Regions from separate parts of the Homo sapiens genome. Here region 1 is linked to region 2. The links are chromatin contacts, found by POLR2A ChIA-PET in ENCODE. All regions are on one chromosome and are shown on one strand. Each heading gives the region's core, a stretch centred on a gene start or an enhancer-like site at or near the end of the contact. The rest is flanking DNA. Distances are from core to core; before and after follow the strand shown. Region 1 overlaps NMT1 (N-myristoyltransferase 1). Region 2 holds the start of ADAM11 (ADAM metallopeptidase domain 11).

What was found. ChIA-PET counts read pairs that join two places held with the same protein, here RNA polymerase II (POLR2A).
Region 1: POLR2A ChIA-PET joins it to region 2 with 15 read pairs in activated CD4-positive, alpha-beta T cell. The contact joins the enhancer-like site here to the promoter of ADAM11 in region 2. POLR2A ChIA-PET finds 5 or more read pairs at or near these places in 3 of 52 experiments (H1, HEK293T and activated CD4-positive, alpha-beta T cell).

What each region holds. Positions count from the first base shown.
Region 1 is chr17:45,072,963-45,079,240 of GRCh38, reverse strand. All of the region lies in intron 1 of NMT1 (N-myristoyltransferase 1), which reads right to left. Among named protein-coding and RNA genes, the nearest start is that of NMT1, 15 kb to the right of the region's middle. Within about 2 kb of position 1,405, at least 3 of the 41 ENCODE cell types and tissues checked have a DNase peak (open chromatin) inside an H3K27ac peak, as active enhancers do.
Region 2 is chr17:44,757,250-44,763,407 of GRCh38, reverse strand. ADAM11 (ADAM metallopeptidase domain 11) reads right to left here and starts at 4,420. Exons shown (of 27, transcript NM_002390.6): 1 at 4,148-4,420; 2 at 3,511-3,686. The coding sequence starts at 4,208. RefSeq lists an enhancer at 4,228-4,779.

The DNA.
Region 1 (6,278 bases), core at 156-2,655, 320 kb before region 2:
CCCAGCTACTTGGGAGGCTGAGGCAGGAGAACTGCTTGAACCCGGGAGGCTGTGGTTGCAGTGAGCCAATATCATGCCATTGCACTCCAGCTCTGGGCGACAGAGCAAGACTCCATCTTGGGGAAAAAAAAAAAAAGAAAAAGAAAAGAAAAGAAAAAAAGAAAAGTCAAAATTAGGAGTCCAACCTGAGTACAGTGAATCCTAATCTGTAGAATCAGCTAAACACAGAGGTAATTTTAACTGTATATTTTAGACAATCAATTTTCAAATAATTGAAAGGTCCAGCATGGTGGGTCATGCCTGTAATCCCAACACTTTGGGAGGAAAAGGCAGGCGGATCACTTGAGCTCAGGAGTTTGAGACCAGCCTGGGCAACATGGCGAAACCCCGTCTCTAACACAAATCCAAAAATTAGCCAGGTGTGGTGGTGCACACTTGTAGTCCCAACTACTGGGGAGGCTGAGTTGAGAGGTTGGCTTGAAGCCTGGGAGGAGGAGCCTGCAGTGAGCTAAAATCGCACAACTATACTCCAGCCTGGGCAATACAGCCAGACACTGTCTCAAAACAAACAAACAAACAAACAAAAAAACACCAAAACCCCCAAGAATTAAAACAATATAAAATACAATTTTCCATTAACATTATGTTAAATACAATTTATAATTCAGAAAGACTTCAGGGTCTCAAAATGCCTCGGAGTTATTATGAATATTACTATCATCTCACAGACAGATACTGTGTATATATATATATACAGGGAGAAAGTGATCTGAAATCACATGCTGCCAATTCTCTTCACAGAATGTCTTCAGATTCTCCTATCTCTTCCTGTTCCTGGGAGGAATGCTCACATCCAGACTTCATGACCTTACCCTTGGACTTAAGTTACCTCCAGCCTTTTCTGGATCTCTTTGCCTTCACAATCTTTCTGCATCACCTGAACTCTATATAGCTGTGGGACTCACCTCTGTGAAAATGGCTTTCCATGTGTCCCCCCCATGCTTGAAATCCTAGAGTAACAGCGGCTTCTTAACTTGGAAGGTATCAAGCCCAATTTTTCCCTAGGCCTATCACCCTCATTTCCCACTTACGCTGTCCACTCTTGCCTCCCACAGCTTCCATCTGGCCGGGCCTCTCAGTGCCCCTGATGCAGAAAGACTGTGACAGGGAGAGATCCAGTTAAGTCTGAAGGTTCCTTTAGTCCAAGCATAAGGTCATGAAGTCTAGATGCAAGTACACCTACTTGGTATGATATTAATGAGACCCAGAAGGCATTAACATGGAAGGAAGACTGAGAACATTCAAAGGGGAAATAAGGTAACTTCCTTAAAACCAGATGCTCAGCAAAACCCCCAAGGCCATGGCAAACAACAGAAACCATAAAGTCATTTATGGCCTAAAGATAACTTCTTCTTCTTAGTAACTCAATTTTGTTATTGCACACAGGACCATCTGCAGCCTAGGACAACTCTGTGGTTTTCCTACTCCAGATATTTTCACTTCAGTCTCAGGATTACGTGAAGCATTATAAGATTTAAAAACTGGCTCATAGGCTGGGTGCGGTGGCTCACGCCTGTAATCTCAGCACTTTGGGAGGCCAAGGCAGGCGGATCACCTGAGGTCGGGAGTTCGAGACCAGCCTGACCAATAAGGAGAAACCCTGTCTCTACTAAAAATACAAAATTAGCCGGGCGTGGTGGCACATGCCTGTAATCCCAGCTACTCGGGAGGCTGAGGCAGGAGAATCACTTGAACCTGGGAGGTGAAGATTGTGGTAAGCCAAGATTGCACCACTATACTACAGCCTGGGTAAGAAGATCAAAACTCCATCTCAAAAAACAAACAAACAAGACCTGGCTGATATTAGGAGACAAAGCAGTGTCCCATTGTTGGATACAATTTATAATATAAATTCTTATTCATAACAGCTTATGGAACAAATTATCTGGTCCATAACCACAAATTAGCTGGTTCCATAACAGCTTATGGAACAAATTATGGTAATATGAATTACCATAAGAATAACTTTTTATAATTCTACAAAAGAAAGAATCAAAAAGGTAAGGTGAAGAACTGCTGTAGATTAACCAACTGGATACTTACTAAACATAATTTCACATGGGGAAAATAATTACTTCTTCCAACTTTAAAAGTCTTTACAAATATGCAAAATCACTGTAAAAACTACCTTCCTGCCTTTGTTCTTCCTATTTAGCGGAGATACTTCCATGTAGCTATCACCTCATGAACCCAATTTTTGTGGAAGGATCTTGGGCTGAACTCTTGTTCTGCTTTATGCATTGCCAATACAAGTATCTAGAAATCTCCAAGACCGAAACTAAAATCAGAGAGCAAATTTCATTTTCTTTATATTGGCTTGAATTTGTACAAGCAGCCAGTTACTGAGCAAAAATCCTGTTTCAACTTGTACATCAAGCACACGGCTGAAGAACACAGGGAAGTTGTTTTTTCTTTTCTTTTTTTTTTTTTGAGACAGAGTTTCACTCTTGTTGCCCAGGCTGGAGTGCAATGGCACGATCTCAGCTCACTGCAGCCTCCGCCTCCTAGGTTCAAGGGATTCTCCTGCCTCAGCTTCCCAAGTAGTTGGGATTATAAGCATGTGCCATCACACCCAGCTAATTTTTGTATTTTTAGTAGAGACAGGGTCTCACCAAGTTGGTCAGTCTGGTCTCAAACTCCTGACCTCAGGTGATTCACCTGCCTCAGCTTCCCAAAGTACTAGGATTACAGGCATGAGCCACCGTGCCTGGCCACTTTTTTTTTTTTTTCTTTAATGAGTCATTTTCACTGAGCTACCAAGTATTGAGCCCCATCCGTGAGGACACATTATGAGTACACATAGTCTTACAGTCAACACCCCCAAACAGAAGACAACCAATTCAGCAAAACCAGACTTCCAAGGAGCCCACTCCAGTTAGCTTTCATGGTAATTATAATAATTTTAATTATTCATAGGGAACCAAGCTCAGAGGCCTTGAGAGTAGAACTTCAAAAAGCATCCTAGCAAGCCAACGCCACTTCACAGAAGAATGGCCTCAATTTGGACTAAGGGAAAACAAAACTAGAGGACCCCACAGAAGCCAGGCTAATCCTTCTCCAGGAATCTGGCATCATTTTTTGTTTGTTTCTTGATTCATGTTTTTTGTTTTTGAGATGGAGTCTCGCTCTGTCACCCAGGCTGGAGTACAATGGCACAATCTTGGCTCACTGCAGCCTCCTCATCACAGGTTCCAGTGATTCTTCTGCCTCAGCCTCCTGGGTAGCTGGGAATACAGGCACATACCACCATACCCAGCTAATCTGTGTATTTTTAGTAGAGATGAGGTCTCGCCATGTTGGTCAGGCTGGTCTTGAACTCCTGACTTCAGGTGATCTGCCTGCCTCAGCCGCTCAAAGTGCTAGGATTACAGGCGTAAGCCACCGTGCCTGGCCTCTTTTTTTGTTTTGTTTTGAGACGGAGTCTTGCTCTGTTGCCAGCCTGGAGTGCAGTGCCGTGTTCTCAGCTCACTGCAACCTCCGCCTCCTGGGTTCAGCGATTCTCCTGCCTCAGCCTCCTGAGTAGCTGGGACTACCACCATGCCTGGCTAATTTTTCATACTTTTAGTAGAGACGGGGTTTCACCATGTTGGCCAGGCTGGTCTTGAACTCCTGACCTCATGATCTGCCAGCCTTGGCCTCCCAAAGTGCTGGGATTACAGGCGTGAGCCACCACGCCCAGCCATTTTTTTTTTTTTAAGACAAGAGTCTCGCTCTGTTGCCCAGCCTCTAGTGCAGTGGTGTGATCTCGGCTCACTGCAACCTCCACCTCCCAGGTTCAAGCAAATCCTCACACCTCGGCCTCCTGAGTAGCTGGGATTACAGGCGCCCAGCATCAGGCCCAGCTAATTTTTATATTTTTAGTAGAGACGGGGTTTCACCATGTTGGCCAGTCTGGTCTTGGACTCCTGACCTCAAGTGATCCACTCACCTCAGCCTCCCAACATGCTAGGATTACAGGCGTGAGCCACCGCACCTGGCTGTTTGTTCATTTTTGAGACAGGGTCTTGCTCTGTCACCCAGGCTGGAGTGCAGTGGCACGATCATGGCTCACTGCAGCCTCCAGCTCCTGCCTCCAACTCCTGGCTCAAACAATCCTCCTGCTTCAGCATCCTGAGTAATTGGGGCTACAGGTGTGCACCACCATGCCTGGCTAATTTTAGGCTGGGCTCAAACTCCTGGGCTCAAGCAATCCTCCTGCCTTGGCCTCCAAAAGTGCTGGGATTATGGGAATGAGCCACCGTGCCTGGCTGGCATCCTTTTTAAAGGGATTTGAAGTCCACACCCACTGGGTGGGAATCCTAGGGCATGCTGCGATTCGGCACACTGAAATAGAAATCTCTCACAGATCTAAGCTGCCAGTCACCTTATTTCAAACTGAGATTGGCCAGAACCAGAATCTTAGAATACAGCAAACCAAAGTCCAACTTGTTTCACTTGGTTCCAAAATAAAGAGTAGAGAATTCAGTAAAGTTTGCCTTGGTGCAGCAACAGAAGTGCCTCCTCCCCCAGAAGGCAGATGGCAGTTCATACAAAAATTGTGAGACTTATATTCTAAAGTTGATCAACTCAAGAAGTCATCAATGACCAACCTAGCAAATACAGGGTGAATTAGAATAAAAGATCCAGGAACAGAGCAGAAAAGCAATCAAGAAATGTCATCTCGGCCGGGCACGATGGCTCACGCCTGTAATACCAGCACTTTGGGAGGCCGAGGTGGGCAGATCACGAGGTCAGGAGATCGCGACCATCCTGGCTAACATGGTGAAACCCCGTCTCTACTAAAAAACAATACAAAAAAATTAGCTGGGCGTGGTGGTGGGCGCCTGTAGTCCCAGCTACTCGGGAGGCTGAGGCAGGAGAATGGCGTGAACCCAGGAGGCGGAGCTTGCAGTGAGCAGAGAACCAGCCACTGCACTCCGGCCTGGGCGACTGAGCGAGACTCTGTCTCAAAAAAAAAAAAAAAGTCATCTTTTAATGAAGACCAAAATGTTACAAGTTCAAAGATGTAAGACATCCTAAGGATGCTCCTGTATAAATTCAGACCTTGGGGAGGAGATGGAAAACTAACTTCAGTACTTATTTCTAGAAATAGAGCGCAATGCTGGGTATGTGAGCGGGTGGGAGGTAAGGGTAAGCTGGCAGATGAACAGCAGGAGAAGAGGAACTTCTAGACAACAGGAGCAGCGAGGGTCCATATGTGGGCCTCCTCTCAGTCTTACTGGATGATGCAATCCGCTCAAAACTGCATGCCTGGGAAGAAAAAGCTCTATCATAGGGGAGGGGAAGCTGAGCTTCCAACACTGGAATCTCAGAACCATCTGGCTTAACTTGTTGTTTACAGATGAGGAAACTAAGGCCCAGAGATGTGAGGCAAATTGGTTATCAACCAACCAACTAGCATCTAGGGAGGAGCCATCAATCTCTAAAGACTTGGCTTGGGGCCATTTCCCCCCAAAGGCTATGGCTTCGTTCCCTGTAAGAATTGATTTGAGAATCCTCCAAAGCCAAGAGAATATTGTTTCCTCACACTGGGCTATAGAACACAGCTTTGGTGTTTGAGAGGAGCAAGCATTAGAAGTAATGAGGAAAGTGAGTCATGTTTTATCCAGAAAGTCAGCTCTGACTATTCTAGTTCTCTGATGTCTGCCTGTTTTAAAACTATAATCTCCTAAAACACTTAATATATAATAATATATTGCTTTCTTGGCTTCCCGATGACATTAACAATTTCCTAAGAATAGGGACTACATCTTTTTTTTTTTTGAGACAGAGTCTTGCTCTGTTGCCCAGGCTGGAGTGCAGTGGCGTGATCTTGGCTCACTGCAACCTCCGCCTCCTGGGTTCAAGCGATTCTCTTCCTCAGCCTCCTGAAAAGCTGGGATTTCAGGCATGTGCCATCATGCCTGGCTAATTTTTGTATTTTTAGTAGAGACAGGGTTTCACCATGTTGGCCAGGCTGGTCTCGAACTCCTGGCCTCAAGTGATCTGCCTCAGCCTCCTACAGTGCTGGGATTACGGGTGTGAGCCACCGCGCCCGGCCAGACTACATCTTATACAGCTGCTTCCCACAGCGCCTCTAGTTGTGCTGAGCACACAGTTAACAGTTCAACAATTATATGCTTGACTGATGCTTTACAGGCATAATAGACTAAAATAAGACCTTGAAAAGCTAGAGCCCAAAAGAGGGTCAGCAAAACATCTTCAGTTCTGTTTGCACA
Region 2 (6,158 bases), core at 3,171-5,670:
CAGCCCTGAGCAAGAGGTGGCAGCGTGCTGGGTGAGAGCCCTGCTTTGAGGATCAGTCTTGACTCTGTGCTCAAGTGCTGTGTCACTTGGGGCAGTTACGTTGCCTCTCTGTGCCTGTTTCTCCATCTGCGAGATGGGAATAACAGCCCCACCTCTGGGAGCTGTGATGAAGATTAAATAATTCCACGTAAAGGAGTGCCTGCCCCAAAAAGGCCTAGTAAATAATTGTAATTTCTCTACCTTGTTCTTTTGTTGTTGTTGTTGTATTGTGTGAGACAGGATCTCACTCTGTAGCCTAGGTTGGAGTGCAGTGGTGCAACCATAGCTCACTGCAGCCTTGAACTCTTGGACTCAAGCGATCCTGCAGCCTCAGCCTCCCAAGTAGCTGGGACTACAGGTGCGCAGCACCATGCTTGGGTAATTTTTTTTTTTTTTTTTGGTAGAGACGGGAGTCTCACTATGGTGCCCAGGCTAGTCTCAAACTCCTGGTCTCAAGCAATCCCCTGACCTTGGCCACTGTGAGCCAATGCACCCAGTCTAATTTCTCCAGCTTCTAATTCCTTCTTGGCCGCTATATCTCTTCCCCTGTCCCAGTCGCACCCCCACCCTTGCCCCTGTCAAGCCAGGAATCCTCAGCACGTAAAGCTCTTTCCCATCACCACCTCCTGGTAGTAGGTGGGACTGAGATATGTTACCATCCTGATTTTAGGGAACAGGAAACTGGGGCTCAGAAAAGTCAAACGACCTGCCCAAAGCCACAGCAGCTCAGCGCCCCAGGCCCTGCCAGCCAGCATGTGCCCCTGGACTCGACACATGACCAGAGATCTTGCTGCCAGCTCCACACCGGCTAGGCTTGAAGTTCCAAACCAGGGCAGTAAGTTAAGGCAAAAACCAAGCAATGCCCAGCTGGGGTACTTCTGGCTAGGACACACACGGGCTCAAGTCCACACTGGATCCACCATCAGACCCCATGGCTCTGAGGCCAAAAGCGCTCTAACCCCAGGGAGAAATGCCAGGCAGGAGATTGAGGGTTTGCCATATCTCCTTACCGTTGGGGAAAATATTCTGGATGTGTCTTTTTGTCTCCTTGCTCTGGGCAGAGTTGGGAGACTGCCTCCTGGACCCAAATCCAGAGAGCCCTGGAGGCAGAACTGGGAAGTGCCCTGGTGTGGAGAAAACTCCCACCTCCACTGCTTAAGATCTGATTGACTTTGGGCAATTTACGTCATCCCTCTGAGCCTCAGTTTGCTCATCTGTAAAATGGGGCTGACAAAAGTTACAAGCTGCCAGGCGCAGTGGCTCACGCTTGTAATCCCAGCACTTTGGGAGGCCGAGGTGGGCAGATCACCTGAGGTCGGAAGTTCGAGACCAGCCTGAGCAACATGGAGAAACCCCATCTCTACTAAAAATACAAAAAATTAGCCAGGCATGGTGGCGCACGTCTGTAATCCCAGCTACTCGGGAGGCTGAGGCAGTAGAATTGCTTGAACCCGGGAGGTGGAGGTTAGGGTGAGCAGAGATCACGCCATTGCACTCCAGCCTGGGCAACAAGAGCAAAACTCCATCACACACACACATAAACACACAAAAGTTACAAGCCTTACAGAGTTGTGAGAAATAAGTGATGTAGAGTGCATACAAAGCTTGGCAGAGTGGCCCATAGAAGTCCACAGCTTTGGTACCTCAGGGGAAACTGAGGCACAGATAAGAGAGGGCCCCAAACAAGTCCCTTGAGGAGGTCGCCATGAGGGCCCTAGGAAGTCTCAGTCTCAGAGAGACCCCAAAATTGGAGATAATCACTGCCCGGCAGATCCATGGAACTCCATTCCCTCCCCGCAGGCTCTCAGACACCCCTCAGAAGTATCTGGAATCGGTGGATCACATACACACCTCACATGCACTCACTCACCTGCAGAACAACACAGAGACCCCCAACCCAAGCAGTTCAACTGCACCCATCCTGACCTTCCCACGCAGCTGCAGACACCACCACAGCCCAGAACCTCCTACCCTTTGCCACCTCTGTCTCTGTTCGGAAAGGGTCAGGCTGAAGGAGCAACCTGCCCAGTTGGAATACCTGACTTTTCATCCCTACCTGACTCCAGGCTTTTCCTCAACTCTGTCCCCTTTCCCTGCGGTGACATCCCTCCATGACTCAATCTGCACATCCCTTAAAGCATAAGCCAGAGTCCCAGCAGTCGGGCAGACCATCAGTTCCCCCACAGTGTAACCACGGGGTGCACAGTTCACAGGTAGGGAGTGACACCAGGCAAGACAGCCAGACTCAGCGGCCAGGACACCCCATCCCCGGCCCTAGGACTGCACACCTCCCAGGGAGCCTGGGCAGTTGCTGAAGGCAGCTTCCACCCCCCACCCCACCCCCAGTGACTGCGGGCCTTGGACCATTAGCCCCCTCCCCCTGCCCCTCTGCACGGCCCTGAGTGATGGTCCATCTATTATGCATGCTCCCTTCCTGCTCCATCCATTTCATCAGTATTCTCCACCCCTGCACCACCCCGCATCCCCCTCTGCTCCCCTCCCTTAAGGGCTTTTAACCAAGTACATTAGGCAGGGCCAGATGCCAGTCTGACAGATGTCCGTAATGTTAGCCTCCGTTTCCCTCCTTCCTCCCTCTGCCCAGCCCAATTTACCTCCCACCACTCCCCGCTGCCAAAACTTCCCAGGCCTCAGTTGTACCCCTCTTCTGGGTCTCCCCCCTATACCTCCTGTTTGTGCCGGGCCTTTGCCAGCCAACCTGCCCTCTGCTGCCCTGTTGGCCTGGCTCACTTTCAGCTCCAGCTCTTGGAGCGCTGGGGTGTGCTGAATGAATATTCCATCTGGGTGATTATTATTCACATGATATTAATTAATTATTAATTGCAATTAATCTCCTTCATGCCTAACCTTCCTCTGGGAGGCAGGAGGGGCCTGGCAGCTGAAAGGGACAGTGGGCAGGCAGGTAGAGCTGGCTTGGGGCCTCAAGTTATTTTCCAAGGCCCCACCTTCAGCCAGGACAGGAAGAACAACAAGCCTATCTGGGCACTGTGTGGAAACTGAGGCAGGAGCAAGCACTAAGTTGTTCCAAGAAAGCCCACTAAGGTGGCTGTGGTGAGAACCTGAGAGCCCTAATCCCTGACTGGAATCTGGGCTGCCTCTCCCTGCCCCCAACTTGCCCCATCCAAGCCCTGTTTTGAACAGAACAACTAGCTTTGGCCAGAGCAGAGCAGGGGGCCATTGGAAGGCTGACCCAAAGCAGACCTGAGACCTAGGCATTAGTGGTCCCTGTACACTGAGGGCAGGGGACCCTACAATAATGGAAGGGGGCCCTGGGGCTGGGCAGGCCTGGTGCTCCCCACCAGTGGGCTCCAGCACCCACCGGATAGCCCACTGTACAGAAGGGGACCCTGCGGGGCAGCTGCTGAGGGGGACTCCAACCCTGGTTACCCCGTGGGCTTCCTGGGGCTCTGAGGCCTGCTTCAGCCCCTGGCCTCACCACCCAGCCCCACTCACCGGGCCCCCTGGTGGCTCCTGGCGGACCCTTGTGTCCAGCTGCTGCTTTCGGACCTCTCCCCCGGAGCTCTCCCTAACCAGACGGCTGGGTTCCGTGACCTCAGGGGCTCCTGGGCCTCCCAGCTGGGGTAAGCCCCCCCATCGCAGAGCTCCAGCAGGACCTTGGGTCCCAAGACCTGGGGAAACAAGGCCATGGCTGCAGGCAGCTGCCCACCCTGGGGCAGAAGACTTGGGAATGGGGTGGGCATGCCTCATCCCCCACTCTGGTGTGGCCCCTGGAGCCCTAGGGCGATCCGGGTGGGAGGATCTGGCTGCCCTGCAGAGGCAAGAGCCCGCGGGGAGGGGGCCAGGAGCTTCACTCCCGCCCAACCGTCACGACTGCCCCCCCATCCGCCCAAACCCGCAGAGACCTGCAGAGCTGGCCGGTCGGCGGCAGGGGCAGGGACGCGGTGGGCCCGGCCAGCTGGGGACAGGTGGGTGGACGCACCTTCCCTCCTCTCCCGCTCCCCTACCCTCCCGCGCTCCGGACCGGCTGTCACCCCGAGCACTGCAGGAAAAGGTGGCTGCAGCAGCAAGCGCCGCACATCCCGGGGCGGGGGCAGGGAGGGGGCGCCGGGGCCGGGCGGGGGTCACTCACCGGGCGTGGGGAGCAGCGACAGCAGCAGAGCCGCGAACGCCCAGCGCCGCAGCAGCCTCATGGCTCGCTCATTCCTCCCGGTCCGGGGGCTGCGGCTGCCAGCGGCGCGGGGAGGGCGGGAGCAGGGACGGGGGTGGGGAGGCGCCAGCTGCGGAGCCGGGGCGGGGGCGCGGGGCCGGGCGGGGGTCGCGGAGAGGTGGGGGCGGCAGGGACGGCGCCGGGGCTCAGCGCGCTCCGGCCGCGGCCATCCCGGCGGGGCGGCGGGGCCGGGTTAAGAGCTGAGCAGCGAGCACGTGAGCCCAGGGCCCGCCCTCCGCTCTCCCGCCGCCCCCCGGCCCCCCCAGCCCCGCAGGGCCCGGGCCGCCGCCGCGGCAGGACAAAAGAGGCGCCGCCCCGGGGTCCCTCCTCGCACCTCGAAGTCTCCTCGGCAGGTGCGGGGCGGTGGCGCTCCGCGTACTTATCCCGCGGCCTCTCCTCGGCCACCTCTGCCTGAGCATCTCCGAGGACTCGTAGATTTGTAGGGGAGGGAAGCAGGGGACGGGGTACCCCCGGGGTCGACCCGGCGACTGCCTGTCTGGGGCCCGGGGGCAGGGGCGTGGCTGCGGCGCCCACGTTCGCCCCTCTGTCGTGGTACCCCAGAGAGGCTGCCCCAGCCCCAGCTTGGAGCGCCCCGCTTGACCCCAGGCTGTGGAAGCTGGGGTTGGGGTGGGCAAAGGCTCTTGGCGAACGCCGGGCTCTACGCCTCTGGGATTTCTTGCACCTTCGCTACGGGTCGTGTCACTGCGGAGTCCTCTCACGCCCGCGGTACAGACCCCTTCCCATCGGCTCCTTCTCCCCGCCAAAGATGCCCCGGCCTCCAGGAGGGCTTCAGGGATCGCTGTCACTCCAACCATCAGGAAGGGCTGGCATGTCCGTCTGGGTTCCTGAGTCTCTCACAGGCGTCCTGTCCTTCCTCCTAGATAAAATATAAACTAGCCAGGTCACTTATATGCTGCTAGCATGCCCCATGGCTCCCCCTCCCTTGCTAGTCCCAATCCTTAGGAGCAGAAGACACCTCTGGAGCCCCCCAGCATTCCCTCTCTGGTCAGACTAGGCTGCCCTGTCTGCAAAATACTTGACCTCCCAACCTACATTCCCAGCTGTGCCCTCCACCCAGCTCCTGGGGATGTTGGGTCCCAATACCAGGGCTGGGACCTCAGACTTCTGCTAGGGGTGCTGAAGGCCAGATACCTGAGATGGTGTGGGGTGTGGTAGGGCATGGTGGGTGGGCCGCTGAGTCCCCACCCTGACCTTTTTGGTACCCATGCTAGGGGACCACAGGTTGCTGAAGAACAAGATTGGAGGCAGGAAACCCCTTCCTGGGTCCTCTGCTTCCGCAAGGACCCAGGGCCTCTGCTGGGGATGAGGGAACTGCCTCTAGCTTGTGACACCCCCACCCCCCGCTCTATTTTAGGCCCAGGAGAGGTGAGAAGGCGATTTCCCAGGAGGCGCTGACATCAATGTAGGGAACCAAGTGACTCCCCCCACCCCCAACCACCTGCCATGCCAGGCCCAGATGCTCAGTAAGGCTGAGCCAATTCTTCCTTCGCTCTGGAGACATCTTGAGAACCTCCTCCAAGATGTAGGCATGAGGAGGCTCCTGGGAATGAGGGCCTACTAGGTGGTATTCCTGGAAACTCATCATGAGCCCAGAGGGAGAGATTGTGCTCCCCATTTTACAGATGGGGAAACTGAGGCTCTGAGAGGTTATGTGAGCTTCTCAAAGTCACACAGCTGGTGAAAGGCACATCCCATACTCCATGGCCCCACTCCTCTTAGCCACCCCTAGTCCTACTTCCATCTCTGCCCTCCATTTGGGACCAGAGGGGACTGGTATATCTGGTCCCATGCACCCTCACCACACACCCCAGACACGAAGGTGGCTGTCCTGCTCCAGCCTGCCCATGTCCCAGGGCCACATCAGCAAGTCCCGATCAGGAGTGCCCCCCAGTAGGCTGGGTGAGGTTTGTCA